Linked DNA regions of Homo sapiens: region 1 is linked to region 2. The links are chromatin loops, found by intact Hi-C in ENCODE. Cell type or tissue: lower leg skin. All regions are shown on one strand.

What was found. A loop is a pair of places that touch in the nucleus more often than their neighbours do. Peaks named below come from ENCODE experiments on the same cell type or tissue, not always from the same donor. Only the 100,000 strongest peaks of a DNase experiment are listed, where the experiment ranks them.
Region 1: a loop joins it to region 2, with 3 times the contacts of the local background. A loop is called at or near these places in 55 of 110 quality-filtered maps.

What each region holds. Positions count from the first base shown.
Region 1 is chr22:26,630,013-26,638,012 of GRCh38, forward strand. It overlaps CRYBA4 (crystallin beta A4), which reads left to right. Exons shown (of 6, transcript NM_001886.3): 6 at 328-657. The coding sequence ends at 475. Among named protein-coding and RNA genes, the nearest start is that of CRYBA4, 12 kb to the left of the region's middle. RefSeq lists a cis regulatory region at 2,464-3,214. In lower leg skin, no CTCF peak of the experiment used is centred here; no DNase peak of the experiment used is centred here.
Region 2 is chr22:26,370,602-26,378,601 of GRCh38, forward strand. SEZ6L (seizure related 6 homolog like) reads left to right here. Exons shown (of 17, transcript NM_021115.5): 14 at 2,850-2,882; 15 at 4,974-5,088; 16 at 7,072-7,174. Among named protein-coding and RNA genes, the nearest start is that of ASPHD2, 55 kb to the right of the region's middle. RefSeq lists an enhancer at 6,902-7,196. In lower leg skin, no CTCF peak of the experiment used is centred here; no DNase peak of the experiment used is centred here.

The DNA.
Region 1 (8,000 bases), 260 kb after region 2:
CTATCGAATTACATGAGTGCTACAAAGGTATAATAAGGGACTGTGGCCTGATTTGGGGAACGAGTCAGATTGCCCTCATAATTAAGATGAGCCATGAAGGACAAATACAACTTGTCTAGGAAAAGAAAGGCTGGGATGGTGCTTCTGGCAAAGGGAATGGCATGATCAAAGGCCCTGTGGTAGGGGAGAGAGCATGGCACATTGTGAGCACTGAAGAAAGGCCAGGATGGCTGGAATTGTGTGCGTGTGCATAGATCCCTTTGCCCCTGTGTTGATCACCATGCTGGTGTCTCTGTAGAGTAACTGTCTGCCTTTTCTCTTTTCCAGCTGGGTTTGCTCCCAGTTTCCGGGCTACCGAGGATTTCAGTATGTGCTGGAATGCGATCACCATTCCGGTGACTACAAACATTTCCGGGAGTGGGGCTCTCATGCCCCGACCTTCCAGGTGCAGAGCATCCGCAGGATCCAGCAGTGAACAGGGGTGCGGCACGGAGGAGCGCATGCGTGCTTATCTGCAATGGAGGCGCTCTGGAGGCTGTGGTGTGTTCTCTCCTTCTGCCTCCCCCTGTAACCTGTGTGAACCCAGCACCCATGTGAACTGGTCCGTGCACAGTCAGCACAAAAAACTCAAACGAATAAAAAAGAGAAAGTCTGGTATTAGTTGTGCTTTTCAATTTTATTAATCTTTTCAAAGAACCGGTTTTTAGCCTTGTTTTCTCTATCATTATTCCACTGATTTTTACTCTTAACTTCAGTATTTCCTTTCTTCTATTTACTTCAGGCCTACTTTGTTCTTAGTTTTTCTAGCTTTTTTTTAAGGCAGACTTCTGGGTCATTAATTTTAGGCCTCTCTTTCCCCCACCCAGTACGGTCATTTAGCTATAAATTTCCCTCCAAGTATGGCTTTAGCTGCTTCCCACAAATATTAATTTGATGTGTTTTCATTGTCATTCAGTTTGATATTTTCTAGTTTCACTTGTGGTTTTTTTTTTTTCTTTTGACCTATGGGCTATTTAAAGGGATGTTATTTAAATTCCAAATACTTTAGGATTTTCTAGGTGTTTATTGTTATTGGTGTGTTTTTAAAGACCAATGTGGTCGGAGAACATATTCCTTAAGATTTAAGTCTTCTGCAATGAATTAAGACTTATTTTATGGCCCAGCACATGGTTTTTGTATTTTAATTTTATTTTTTGTTTGTTTGTTTGTTTTGTTTTTAATGAGTCAAGGTTTCACTCGTCACCCAGGCTGGAGTGCAGTGGTGCAATCTTGTCTCACTGCAGCCTCGACCTCCCAGGTTCAAGCAATTCTGCCTTAGCCCCACAAGCAGCTGAGATTACAGGTGTGTGCCACCACACCTGGTAATTTTTGTATTTGGTAGTGACAGCGTTCGCCATGTTGCCCAAGCTTGTCTTGAACTCCTGAGCTCAGGACATCTGCCTGCCTCAGCCTACCAAAGTGCCAGGATTACAGGCCTGAGCCACTGCTCCTGGCCACATGGTCTATCTTTGAAAGGCTTGGTAGTACACTTGAAAACTATTTATATTCTGCAGTTATTGGGTACAGTGTTCTGTAAATGTCAGATCAAATTTGTTAACAGTGTTGATGCGATTTTTCTATACCCTTGCTGATTTTTTTTTTTTTTTTTGAGACAGGATCTCATTCTGTCACCCAGGCAGGAGTATAATGGCACAATCATAGTTCACCGCAGCTTGTTTTTAAAAAATCAATTTTAGTGAATTACATAGAAAGAATCATTGATTATTTGGATTTATCTGTTTCTTACCTTAGTTTTGTCTATTTTTGCTTCCTGATTTTTTTTTTCCTTCAGGAATTGTGATGCTCTGTTGTTAGGTGTACATATATTTATGATTGCTATGTCTTCTTGATAAATTGTTCCTAGCTTGTGGTTTTCAAAGCCACGCATGGAGAGTCAGTTCTCTCCCCTAGCAAAACTTCTTTTCACGCGCGTCCGTGTGAAGAGACCACCAAACAGGCTTTGTGTGAGCAATATGGCTGTTTATTTCACCTGGGTGCAGGCGGGCTGAGTCCAAAAAGAGAGTCAGCGAAGGGAGATAGGGGTGGGGCCATTTTATAGGATTTGGGAAGGTAATGGAAAATTACAGTCAAAGGGGGTTGTTCTCTGGTGGGCAGGGGTGGATCTCACAAAGTACTTTCTCAAGGGTGGGGAGAATTACAAAGAACCTTCTTAAGGGTGGGGGAGACTACAAAGTACCTTCTTAAGGGTGGGGGAGATTACAAAGTACATTGATCAGTTAGGGTGGGGCAGGAACAAATCACAATGGTGGAATGTCATCAGTTAAGGCTGTTTTTACTTCTTTTGTGGATCTTCAGTTACTTCAGGCCATCTGGATGTATACGTGCAAGTCACAGGGGATGCGATGGCTTGGGCTCAGAGGCCTGACACTTCTCATACCTTTTTTCTCTCTTCCCAATTCTCTCTCTCACACACACTACCCTGGAGTTTCTCATTTAACACCCTCCATGCTCCAAAGAAAGCCTATAAAACAAAGAAACCCCTGTTTCACTTGAAGACTAAGTGGCAGGATTGGTCTCTTCTATCTCTCTTTTTCTCCTCCCCTCCTTACTTTCTCCTGGTTCTGCATTTTATAGGTTGTCTAAACCTCTCTCATGAGCCCTCTAGCTCTTGTTTCAGGCTCTCTTGGCCCATCTTCCTCTGCCCACAAATGTCCCTGATCAGTCTGATAGGGACAGGAAGGGGTGGGGACCAGAACATTCTGCTGGAAAAGATAACATTATCTGGCTCAGGAAGGGGAGGGGAATGTTTAGGAACATTTGCGCCTCAGTAAATTTTAACTCCTCATTGTATCGTACCATTTATTCAACAGATCATTTGCCTGGGACATACAATGGTAAACATGACACCTAAAGTTTTTTCTCTCACTCAGTTTAATGGGGAATGAATGCGGAAAAGTACAGAGCTGTTTGCAAATATTCTATGATAGGGGCTGTGGGGGCGGGAAGCATGGGGTTGGGGGGCGGACCCTTCTTGTGCCTACCTCTACTCAGACCGTCCCAGAACATCTGACCACTGCTTGACACCTTGATGTGAACGTCTAATACACATCTCAAACAAAACCGGACCAAACATAACTGAAGCTACACTTTTCAAGTTGTTCAGGCTAAATGTCTGGAATGATCCATAACCCTTCTCTTTCTCTCACACCTCACATTCTAATCCATTGGCAATTCCTACTAGCTCTACTCTTTTTTTTTTTTTTTAGATGGCATCTTGCTTTGTCCCCAGGCTGGAGTGCAGTGGCGCGATCTCAGCTCACTGCAACCTCTGCCTCCCAGGTTCAAGTGATTCTCCTGCCTCAGCCCCCCAAGTAGCTAGGATTACAGGCATGTGCATCACACCCAGCTAATTTTTGCGTTTTTTGTAGAGACAGGGTTTCACCATGTTGACCAGGCTGGTCTCGAACTCCTGACCTCAAGTGATTTGCCTGCCTCGGCCTCCCAAAGTGCTGAGATTATAGGCATGAGCCACGGCACCCAGCCACTAGCTCTACTCTTAATATGTATTAGAATCCAACCCACTCATCATGCCCACTGCTGCCATTCTGGTCCCAGCCACCCTCTTCTCTCTCCTTCTCATAGTCCCTCTGCTTTTGTCTTTGCCCATGAGTGATCTGCTCTCTGCCCAGCATTCAGAGTGGTCCTGCTAGAAACGTAAGGCAGATCTTGTCACACTCCTGCTTAAAATCCTCCCATGCTCCCCACCATGCCAAGAAAACAACAATAAAAAAACCCAGTATTATTCCCAGTCCTGTGAAGCTTGTCATCATCTGCATCTCCCCACTCTCCCCACAACCTATTTTGATCTCATGTCCCTGTATTGGTTGTTCTTTAAAGATGCCAGGTGGCTAACATCTGTAATCCCAACATTTTGGGAGGCCAAGGTGGTAGGATCCTTTGAGCCCAGGAGTTCAAGACCAGCCTGGGCAACATACTGAGATCCCATCTCTACATAAAAAATTTTAAAAAGTTAGCCAGGTCTGGTGGCGTGCACCTGTGGCCCTAGCTACTTGGGAGGCTGAGGTGGGAGGATCACTTAAGCCTGGGAGGTTGAGGCTGAAGTGAGCCGTGATCGTGCCACTGCATTCCAGCCTGGGCGAGGAGAGACACTGTATCAAAAAAAAAAAAAAAAAAAAAGCACCCCGAAAGAACAACAACAACAAAAAGTCAGGTGCCGTGGCTCATGCTTGTAATCCCAGCACTTTGGGAGGCTGAGGTGGGAGAATCACTTGAGCCCAGGAGTTTGAGACCAGCCTGGGCAACATAGCAAGACCCTGTCTCTGTATTTAAAAAAACAAAGAAGAAGAAGAAGAGGGCAAGTGTATGAGTCTGCTCCAGTTGCTATAACACAATACCACAGCCTGGGTGACTTAAACCACAGAAATATTTCTCATAGTTCTTGAGACTGGATCCCAAGATAGAGGTGTCGGCAAGGCTGGTTTTTCCTGAGACCTCTCTCCATGGCTAGTAGATGGCCCCTTTCTCCCTGCATCTTCTTTTATTATTATTATTGTTATTATTATTATTATTATTATTATTATTAAGACAGAGTCTCACTCTGTTGCCCAGGCTGGAGTGCAGTGGTGAGATCTTGGCTCGCTGCAGTCTCCGCCTCCCAGGTTCAAGAGTTTCTCCTGCTTCAGCCTCTCGAGTAGCTAGAATTACAGGCGTGTGCCACCATGCCTGGCTAATTTTTGTGTTTTTAGTAGAGACAGGGTTTTGCCATGTTGGCCAGGCTGATCTTGAACTCCTGACTTCAGGTGATCTGCCTGCCTTCGCCTCCCAAAGTGCTGGGATTACAGTTGTGAGCCACCTTGCCCAGCCTCTTCCTGAATCTTCACATGGTCTTGTCGCTATGCACATGCATCCCAGCTGCCTCTTCCTCCAACAGGACACCAGTCCTGTTGGATTAGGGCCCCGCCCTAATGGTCTCATTTAAACTTCATCACCTCTTTCAACACTTTACCTTCAAATACAGTCACATTCCGAGGTACTGGGGGTTTGGGACTTCAACATATGAATTTTAGGGGGACATAGTTCGGTCAAACACTCTCCCATCTGAGCTATTTCAGCTGCTAGAGGGGCACACAGTCCAGCCCATAACCCAGGCTCATTCCCATCTGAGGTTTTCAGCTTGTGCTGTTCCCTCTTCCTAGAACACTCTTCCCTCTGCTATTTCCCATCAACACTCTCCCGTAGAGCCAGATTCATAGACTGTCAGACCTTCTAGATCTGGATCTAGAACAAGGACGCTTCTAGATCATCAAGTCTAGCATTTCCCAACATTTTGTCTTTCCTTGTCATCCCCCTAGAGAGTCTTTTTAGATGTTATTTTCCTACACCTCCCCCCATGAAGTTTTGTTTTTAGAGATGGGGTCTCATCATTTTGCCCAGGCTGGTCTTGAACTCCTGGGCTCAAGTGATCTTCCCACCCTGGCTTCCCAAAGTGCTGGGATTACAGGTGTGAGCCACCACACCTGACCCCACCCCATGAAGTTTTAATATCACAAATATAAAGTATGTAATATACGTCTGTACAAACTCTGTATATATATCTGTGTTTTATACATAAAGAGTAAGATGGTTTTTTTGCTTCCCAAGATCAATTTTCACCTCTTGGGGGTCCTACTGAAGTACTGGGGGTTGGGGCTTCAACAACATTCTTAACAATATTGAGAATGCATAATTTTATCTCATCGTGTGTGTGTGTGTGTGTGTGTGTGTGAGAGACAGCATCTCACTCTGTCACCCAGGCTGGAGTGCAGTGGCACAATCTCGGCTCACTGCAACCTCTGCCTCCCGGGCTCCAGCAGTCCTCCCACCTCAGCCTCCCAAGCAGCTGGGACTAAACTATAGGCCTATGACACCATGCCCAGGTTTTTTGTTTTTTGCAGAGACTGGGTTTTGCCATGTTGCCCAGGCTGGTCTCGCACACCTTGGCTCAAGCAATCCGCCTGCTTCACCCTCCCAAATTGTTAGGATTACAGGCATGAGCCACCACACCTGGCCTTCATCCCTTTTTAACACGTAGGGAAATGGAAACCCAGGGAAGTGTGGGGACTTGATCAAGGCCATACAGCAAGTTAAAGGCAAAGCCAGGATTCAGACACAGACTTGTTCATTCATTCGTTCATTCATTCATTAAACATGTATCAAATGTCTGCTATGTACCAAACACTGTTACAGGTTCCAGGATCTAACAGGGAACAAAGATAAAATCCCTTGCCTTGGGGAATTTATATAATTGTCCAGGGATACAGATATTTCCCCTATACCTCCATGGCTGCTCAGTCAGGATTTTTCAGACTGTTACACAGATGTTGTAACATTGTTCTTTGAAAAAAAAAATCATGTGCTTTAGTTTTGGGTATTGTTGGTGTCCACACTGCAGGACTTCTCAGTGCCTACAATAGTTTAACATGTATTGTGAATCTCTGGAAGGGAGAATAGAATATTCAGAGTTTTCCAAATTTATTTGACCACAGAACAATTATGAACTTGTTCTTTCCCTTCTGTGGAGCACCTTGCATTATGAGTGGCCTGTGGAACATAAGGTAGGAAATGCTAGAGTTAGCTAGGATAGCCACTCACAGCCTAGTATGAATTAGTTTCCAAACGAGCTTTATGAAATGGACTGTGGAAGTTGTAAGTGTTGCTGTAGGGGCAGGGGTACTGTCCAGGAAGGGGTTCCATGGTCAGTCCTAGGGAAATGGGATTAGGAAGACATAGGGGTGAGGACAATTTAGAGAGGCCCATGAAGTCAATCTCTGTGGACTCTGAGGCCCAGAATGAGGGCTGGGCCTGGCTACCATCTTCCAGCTAGAAGTTTCCTCACTCAGAGCCCCTGAGGCCCTAGAAGGCACTGGATGTAGAGGGCTCTGCTGCACCTACCACAGAGAGGCCACTGTTTGACTTTGACAGGAAGACTGAGTTGGCACCAGCCTCCAGAAGAGGCCATCATGGGTTTGGGTTTGCATCCTGGGTTTACCAGCATGTAACCCCAGTTTCCTCATCTTTTAATGGAGAAATTCTCATCTCCTTGCTTGCAAAAAGTTAAATGATATATTATATATATGCCTGTGCCCAGGGTACACACAAAGAACTTGGTAAGCTCTCAGTAAAGGTTGATGGAAATTGTTAGTATCATTCTTAATATTGTTATTAGTATTATTATACATTTCTCGGTCCCTTTGCTTTGACCTCCTCCCTTATCTCCACCCAAAACCCTTTACCCAAGCATACCTTTCTCAGAATAATGATGATAATAATATCGATGATACATATTGTGTTTATCCCTTTCACATGTGATATAATTTAAACCTCACAGGGCCGGGCCTGGTGGCTCACGCCTGTAATCCCAGCACTTTGGGAGGCCGACGCGGGTGGATCACGAGGTCAGGAGATCGAGACCATCCTGGCTAACACGGTGAAACCCCGTCTCTACTAAAAATACAAAAAAATTAGCCGGGTGTGGTGGCGGGCACCTGTAGTCCCAGCTACTCGGGAGGCTGAGGCAGGAGAATGGCATGAAGCCTGGAGGTGGAGCTTGCAATGAGCCGAGATTGCACCACTGCACTCCAGCCTGGGGGACAGAGCGAGACTCCATCTCAAAAAAAACCAAAAAACAAAAAAACAAAAAAACCTCACAGTAACTTCTTTATGCAATTATTGTCTATTTAAAGCAGAGACGTGAGGCTCAGAGGCTCTGAGAGTTCAAGCAACTTGCCTGAGACCACCCAGCCTGCAGGACCATTGAGCCCACCGTAGGTTGTGCAAGGTTTTGGGGGGTGGATGAAAGAGATAATGGGCACAAATAAAATGTATAAACAATAAGTTGCTGGGTTCATGTCCTCCCTTTAAAGAGTTAAACAAGGGGCTGGGTGTGGTGGCTCGTGCCTGTAATCCCAGCACTTTGGGAGGCCGAGGCAGGCGGAACACGA
Region 2 (8,000 bases):
GCTAATCACCTGAATTTCCAGTGTCACACCTTTCCCTAGTCTTATACACATAGACATATTTGGAAAGAGAGAGGGATGTTTGTTTTTGTTTTACAGAAAAAAAAAAAGAAAAGAAAAAAAGGCTGGGTGTGGTGGCTTACACCTGTAATCCCAGCACTTTGAGAGGCCGAGGTGGGAAGATCACTTGAGCCCAGGAGTTCGAGACCAGCCTAGGCAAAATAGTGGGACCTCATTTCTACAAAAAATCAAAAAATTAGCGGGGCATGGTGACACACTCCTGTAGTCCCAACTACTTGGGAAGCTGAGGCAGGAGCACTGCTTGAGCCCAGGAGGTTGAGGCTGCAGTGAGCCATGATTGCACCATTGCACTCCAGCCTGGGAAACAGAGCAAGACCCTGTATCACAAAAAAAAAAAAAAAAAAAGGGAGGGAGGTTCATATCATGCTGTATTCTGTGTTTTACTTATTACAAAAGTAGTGCCATGTTATTTTTTTTATTTGCCACCCGTCATTCCACACTTTGCTTGTTCCCCAGTGCATTCAGCCCTTCCTCTGTTGATGGAGACATCAGTTCTCTTCCAGTTTTTTGTTTGTTTTGTTTTGCCAAAAAAAATCTTGCCCATGAATCCTTGGATGCTGGCACTTTTCATCCTGCAGGACAGATTCCTCAAAGCAGGATTGATGGTGTGGGCAAAGATCTATGGATATCGAGTTGTCCTGGATGTCACCAAATCGTTTCCCACAATTGGAGCAATCCACGCTCACCAACAATGTGTAATATGTCCATTTCTCCACCTCCTCGCCAGCACTGTATGTTTTCAATTTTTTTTTAATGCTGCCAAACTGAAAAGAAAATAAAACTACCATCAGAATATACACAAATGTAGCTGGGCATGGTGGTGTGCACCTGTAATCCCAGCTACTTGGAGGCTGAAGTAGGAGAATCGCTTGAAACCGGGAGGCCGAGGTTGCAGTGGGCTGAGATTGCACCACTGCACTCCAGTCTAGGTGACAGAGCAAGACTCTGTCTTAAAAAATAATAATAATATACACAAATGACAAAAAAAGGAAAAAAAAAACACGAAAAGATAAAAAGAGGCTCCATTTTGCAGGTGATCCCTGAAACCTCTCTTTTCTATGGGCTAGTATCTCTAGAAGCCCCACAAGGTCAATCAGCTCACTGCCTTCTCCCACAACTGTGATGGAATTGCTAGCAAGAAAGGCTCTCAGGAGACCCCTGCACCTTTCTTCCCTCTCCATTTCCACTCCTGAGATCCGTCCCACCACCAACTCTGTAAGGAAATGAGAAATCACTTCCTCCTCAGAAAAAAACTGGGATGCATGACATTGTGGTATGCAGGAGGGGAAGCAACTCAGTGCCAATGTGAGGCCACCTGACTGGGACTTGGGGACCCCGGGCTCCAGTCCAGTTCTGCTGTGGACCACCTGTGTGACCTTGAGTGAGCCCCCCTCCCTCTCTGACCTTGGTTTCCCTTTTTGTGAAATAACTGGGGGAGTCCAGATCAGAGTTTCTGAAGAGGAGCCAGTGAGCCCACTGGATGCATCAGAACTGCTGAGGCATTGGTGAGACCTGCAGAGGTCCACCGCTGAGAATACCGCTCTGACAAGTCCCAGGAATGGCCCAGGAATCTGCATTTAACATGCCCTGTGGGGTTCATGAGCACAGGGCTCCAAGGAACACATGATTCAATGCCTCCTCCCAGTTCTAAGATTCCATGGACATTCACGCACTCTCACTCAACCACGGTGCAACTCACATCTTGGGGCAGGACCATCTGCTTCAATCTTTCCATTTTCTTGATGCCAAAGCTGCAGAGAAGTGTGCACTTAGTTAGCCAGCTAGCTTTTCAGCTGGTTTTGTCATCATGGTGTGATGATGGCGTAAACCAGAGAGTGACTTTAACCAAGGCATGGATTAGGGTGTCTTGGGATTGGGGACATCAGTATAGCTAAGCCTTTGGTGGCCACTCCCTCCTATCCCCTAATGCTGCAATTTTTTCATCAAAGTCCTTCATGCTGGGGTTTTGCATTCCTGTAATAAACATCCATCCTTGTTGGTATATTTTTGTGCTTAGCTACCATGATGACTGATGACAAAGATGGGGTGCCAGTCCCCATGATGTTGAACCTCCGGAGAAGTTTTACAAAAAACATAAATGATTAAAAATAGTTTCACATGGGATACAAAGCCTCATCAATATAAAAGGAATAAAAATGAAATTAGAGAGGTTTACATAGATAGTCTTCAAAACAGGAAAACAGTTCCACCTCTGGCTGGATTTTGTATGAAGGTCTGGGGCCTCGCAATTCATTCGTGCTTTGCCCCACATGAAAATGATGAAAAGACCCTAACCACATAATTGAGAGCAGAAACCAGAGAGCTTGAGCAGCCCAGACTGAAATCCTGCCTCCATCACTGAGAAGCTGTGTGATGTCAGAGAAGTCACTTCACTTCTCTGAACCTCTGTTTGCTCATCTGTAAAATGGGGATGATAATAGCATTGACCTAACAAGATTGTTATGAGGATTAACTGAGCAAATGTATGTAGAGTTCTTGGCACAATTTTGGACACGCGGTGAGTGTTCAGTAATTATTCACTATCACTGTTGTTGATCTTGGGTCTTATCTATCTCATCTTCTCTTGGTAACTTAGGAAGTGAATAGTCCAGGCACGTTCACTGATTATAGTGGCCCAAGATAAGTAAAAACATACCACTAACTTCACCAAAGCATGGCATGGGCTTTTGCATCAAATTTTTTGGCCTCATTTCATGCAAACGAAGTGAATTCACTTTACATTGACCAATGCTTCCTGATTTCTCTTTCAGTTAATCAAGACAGTTTTGAACATGCTTTAGAAGGTGAGTTCCAGAACGAAAAAAAAAAAAGTTCAATAAATCAAACTAATAGCACAAAACAAGGGCAGGTCTTTGAATATCTTTATTTAGACACTTAAAAAATAAATAAATTCTACCTTCAGACTGCCAAAGATAATCTTAAAATAATATTGTAGGGGAAAAAAAATTATGGGATTTGCAAGTCAGGACCCTAACAATAACCTGAAAGGGATTTGACAGCTGTTCTGTACATGGTAACAGCAATGAGATAAGGAAAGCTCAGAGCCCATAAGCCTGAGAAAGGCATAACCCTATTGTAAAACTTTTCATGATGCCATTCTAGAAGGGGAACTAAATCTAGTGACATGTCACCTTCCATGCTGAGAGTCCTCCTGGTTTCCAGAGGGAAGAGTTTGCCCTGGAAGCATTCAATGGTCCATTTTTCCCTGAGTCTTTTTTCCCCTCAGCATACCCACCCCTTCTCCCATCTCTCCTTACTTCAGCTCTCCTTTTATTAGAAATTCCCAAATGAGACTTATTAATGAGGAGCAGATGTTAAAATCTATCCAGGATTTTATTTCAGTTTTGTTTTCATTTTGTGGTTCCTTCCCTTTCCAACCCCTCCCGTGTGTAAAATGTCCAGCGTTCTATGTCACCGCTATTGAATTTGGTACAAAACCACTCACCGGGACTGTGATGTAAAATATATACTGTAATATATTACTGCATGTATATATATGTAAATACAAATGCAGTATATTATAGCATATATATTTAAAAATATATACTGTAATATATTGTTTCTTTTTTTTTTTTAATGTTTTTACCAAATCAAGCAGTTTTTATTATTCCTGGAGCCATCTTTAGCTTTCTGACAATAATGAGTTCACTTAGAATCTGGGGCTATGTAAATTACATTTCACTAGTGGCTGTTCCTTGTAACAGACAACACTTGAATCCAAGCAGGTGGAACTAGGGCTCATATATAAATGAAGGAGCATGAATTATACACTCCACTTGGAAAACAGAGGGCACTTCGTGTTAGTCTCCATTCAGAGTATCCTTTTTCTGCCTTTTGCCAACCAGTGAACCATGAGAACGTCTCAAAGGGCTGGGGTTGCTCGGAGCTTATGAGAGCCATTGTAACGTTTTGTGCTCATGCATTTATTCTGGGTATTAGGATTGATTTTTCAGACCCCATAAAGTGGTGGTTAATGGGTTATAGATTGGTGTACAGCCAAGCTCTATTAGATGTGACCGTGGAGAATGGCAGAGGAAACCTGGAGGCCAAGTTTCTAGAAGGAATGTAGGATCCCCCTTTAAGCTATGCTGGGAAAGCAGCCCTCTGCCCCAGGCGCCTGCAGCAGCTGTTATAGTTCTTGCAATTGCCACAGTGGGAGGTTGAGAGAGCAGCCGGGAAATGTGCAGGAGTAGCCTCTGGGAATCAAAACGGGCCTTCATATTTGGGGTGTCATTGGGGTGTGCAGGACAGAGAGCTGTCAGTCCCCAATGCTCAGAGCCCACTCGTGGACTGGAGAGTAGAACTCAAAAGGTCTAGGACGGGCCCGTCAGTCTGCATGCAACAAGCTCACCAGTCCACAGGTGAGCACCAGGTCTGAGAATCCCTTAGAAACCTTGCGGCTGACCACCAGCACCGTTCAACTCAACGACATACACAAACCCAGATTCGCCCACCACTCCTGCATCTGGGGTCCAGACCCATTCCTGTTTCTCTTCTCCACTCCATGGAATGTCCAGCAAATCTGCTTTCCCAGTTACTGAATTTGGGATTTTCTCCAAGTCTTCCTGTGAATTGGACTTTAATCAGATTTTAACTGTAGCTCCCAAAAAATGGGAATGGTACGATCAGGTTTCAAACAGTGTAATTCTCTATAGCTCCTATGGCCAACCCACCAAAGGATGAGTCTGGGACCCCTTGCAAAGGACCACCACCATTTCCTCTAGTCTTTGGAGATGGCTCTGCAAGGTCTAAGGCCCTCCCAGAGCCTTAGACCTTGGAAAGCCGTCTCCAAAGGGGTGGAGAACTGGGCAGTTGGGCACTCACTGGGAGTCAGCTACCTGGGAAATGAGGACCTCACTGGCTCCTGTGTTCAGTAGCAGAAGCGGCAGCAGAGACGTCGCTGGAAGGGGGGAACATGGCCCTGGCTATCTTCATCCCGGTCCTCATCATCTCCTTACTGCTGGGAGGAGCCTACATTTACATCACAAGGTAGGGAGCTGATGGGGGAGATGACTGCCAAGCACCCAGCCACCAGTACTCAGAGGGACTGGGCGGTTCACCTCTCTGAGCCTCAGGGTCTCCACCTGGAGCTCGGGCATAGTGGCATTTGTGTTATTGCAGAGATGCCCAGATTCAGCCCAACTCTGTGGGATAAATATTTACATTGGGCAATTATGAAGCCTCCAAGCAAGTAAGACAAATACTATTCCTGCCCTCAAGGAGGTTATGGTTTAGTGGGGCACACAGACATAACATATTGCCAGGCATGTTGATTTGTTCCTTCCATCACTCACTCATTCACTCATTTATTCAACAAATATGTACTGACAATCTGTTGTATATCAGACATTGTCCCAGGTGTTGAGGGTCTAGAAACTTGCATTTGATGCAGAAGGAAGATATTAAACCATGCACCAGAATAGCCACTCATTCATTCACATTCACAGTTGTTGAGCACTTACTAGGTGCCAGGCAGTTTTCTCGGTTCCAGAAACATCATTTGTGGAAAAAAAAAAATAGAAGGAAATATTTGCCCTCCTGGGGTTCAGGTTCTAACAAGGAAAGATAGACAATAAGCAAAGTATGTAAGAAAATATGTAGTGTTAGAAACTGATAAGTGCAGGAAGAGAAGGCTGGGAGGGGGCAAGAATTCTGGAAGAGAAGTGGTGGTTGACTTTTAAATAGTGTAGCTAGAGGAGGCCCCACTGAGAAATGACATTTGAGCAAGGACTTGAAAGTGATCATGAGAAACCTATGCAGTCCAGGCGTGGTGGCTCACACCTGTAATCCCAAGACTTTGGGAGGCCAACGCAGGTGAATCACTTGAGGTCAGGAGTTCGAGACTAGCCTGGCCAACGTGGTGGAACCCCGTCTCTACTAAAAAAATAAAAAATAAAATTAGCCTGGGCATGGTGGTGGGTGCCTGTAATCCCAGCTACTTGGGAAGCTGAGGCAGGAGAATCACTTGAACCTGGGAGGAGGAGGTTGCAGTGAGCCAAGATCATGACACTGCACTCCAGCCTGGGCAACAAAGCAAGACTCCATTTCAAAAACAAAAGAAACCTATGCAAATATGTGAAAAAGGAGGGTTTCATGCAGGGAAACAGCATGTGCAAAGGTCCTGAGGCAGGAACGTGACTAAAATAGATCATCCCTGCCCTTATGGAGCCCACAGTCTACTGGGGGCAGGGTAGAGTAAATACACAAATAAATTATAACACACTAAGATAAACACAATGAAGGAAATAGGTAGGTGTGGTGAGTAACAGAGAAATCACCTTTAAATAGATGGTCAGGGGCCAGGCATGGTGGTTCATCCCTATAATCCCAGCACTTTGGGAGGCCAAGGCTGGAGGATCGCGTGAGCCCAGGAGTTTGAGACCAGCTTGGGCAATGGGCAATATAGTGAGAGCTCGCCTCTTAAAAAATAAAAAAAATAAAACACTTAAAAAGTTAGCCAAGTGTGGTGGTGCACGCAGGTAGGAGAATCACTTGAGCCCAGGAGGCAGAGGTTGCAGTGAGCTGAGATGGCACCACTGCACTACAACCCGGGTGACAGAGCAAGACCCTGTCTCTAAATAAATAAATAGGTGGTCAAGGAAGGCTGATCTAAGGCAATATGGCATACAGTAGGTGCTCAATAAATGCTCATCCTTGTTCTTGTTTCCCTTTGCATTCAAGAGGGACTTGAATGACCTTCCAGGAGAAAACAAATTAAGCTCCGCCCCCTCCCTAGTAAGGAGAGATCACAAGGCTTTGGTTCTCGCTGCCTGGGTTGCAAGTTGAGAGCAATTATGATTTCTGCTTTCACCTCACTAGGATTCTCGCCTGCAAAAGGCTGTTTGCACACATCCTCGTCGTCATTCACAGAGGTGCCGCTGCTCAGGAAGTGGCACCAACTGTTCCCGTTCAATATTGTAATGTTTCTCCTAGCTGGGGAGAAGTAACTTCTCTCTCCTTTCTTTCCCCCAGATGTCGCTACTATTCCAACCTCCGCCTGCCTCTGATGTACTCCCACCCCTACAGCCAGATCACCGTGGAAACCGAGTTTGACAACCCCATTTACGAGACAGGGGTGAGTTGGTCTCTCTCGTCTCTTCCCAATTCCCTCCCTCTTTGCTCTGAATTCACCAACAATAAGACAAAACATTTCATTTCCTATTGCTCACAAGAGGCACAGCCAGTGGTCCTGTCTTATCCCCACCAAGAGCCCTAAAGAGATAAATGCTGGGAGAACCCAGCTCTCTTTGCAGGTGATTGGTGCTGAGGACGAGCCTAGGAGGCTGATTACTGTCAGCAGAACACCCACAGAAAAAAGAGGCTGCACCCAAGACCCACAGAGAGCAGACCAACGGTGGCCTGGTGGCAACGTGCTGCATTCCCACACATCCCACTGGGCTCCACCCTTTATTCAATGGCAGTGTGAAACATCCCTACACATTTGAGTATCAGGTCCTATTTTAGGTGCTAGGAACATAGTCATGAACCCCAATAGACACAGATTCCACCATTAATGAGCCTACCGTCTTGTGAATTATTATTATCAATAATAATACATGCCATCTGCTGGGCACTTTAAATGCATAATCTCCTTGAATCCTTGCAGCTCTCTGCAATAGGTTCCACAGTTATCTCTAATTGATTGATGAGGACATTGAGGTCCAGAGAGAGGAAAGAATAATTTGGCCAAAGTGGCACACAGCCAGGATGCACAGCCTGAAGCCAGGATGCAAATTCAACCTGACACTCTTAATCATGATGCTATCTTGCTTCCCTCGAACCTCTGACAATCCAATGTGCCCATGAATATTTTGATTACAACAAATAATACTTTTTAAGGACTATGAAAAAATTGAACAGGGCACTAGGAGAATGTATAATGGGGACACTTAGAGGGAGTT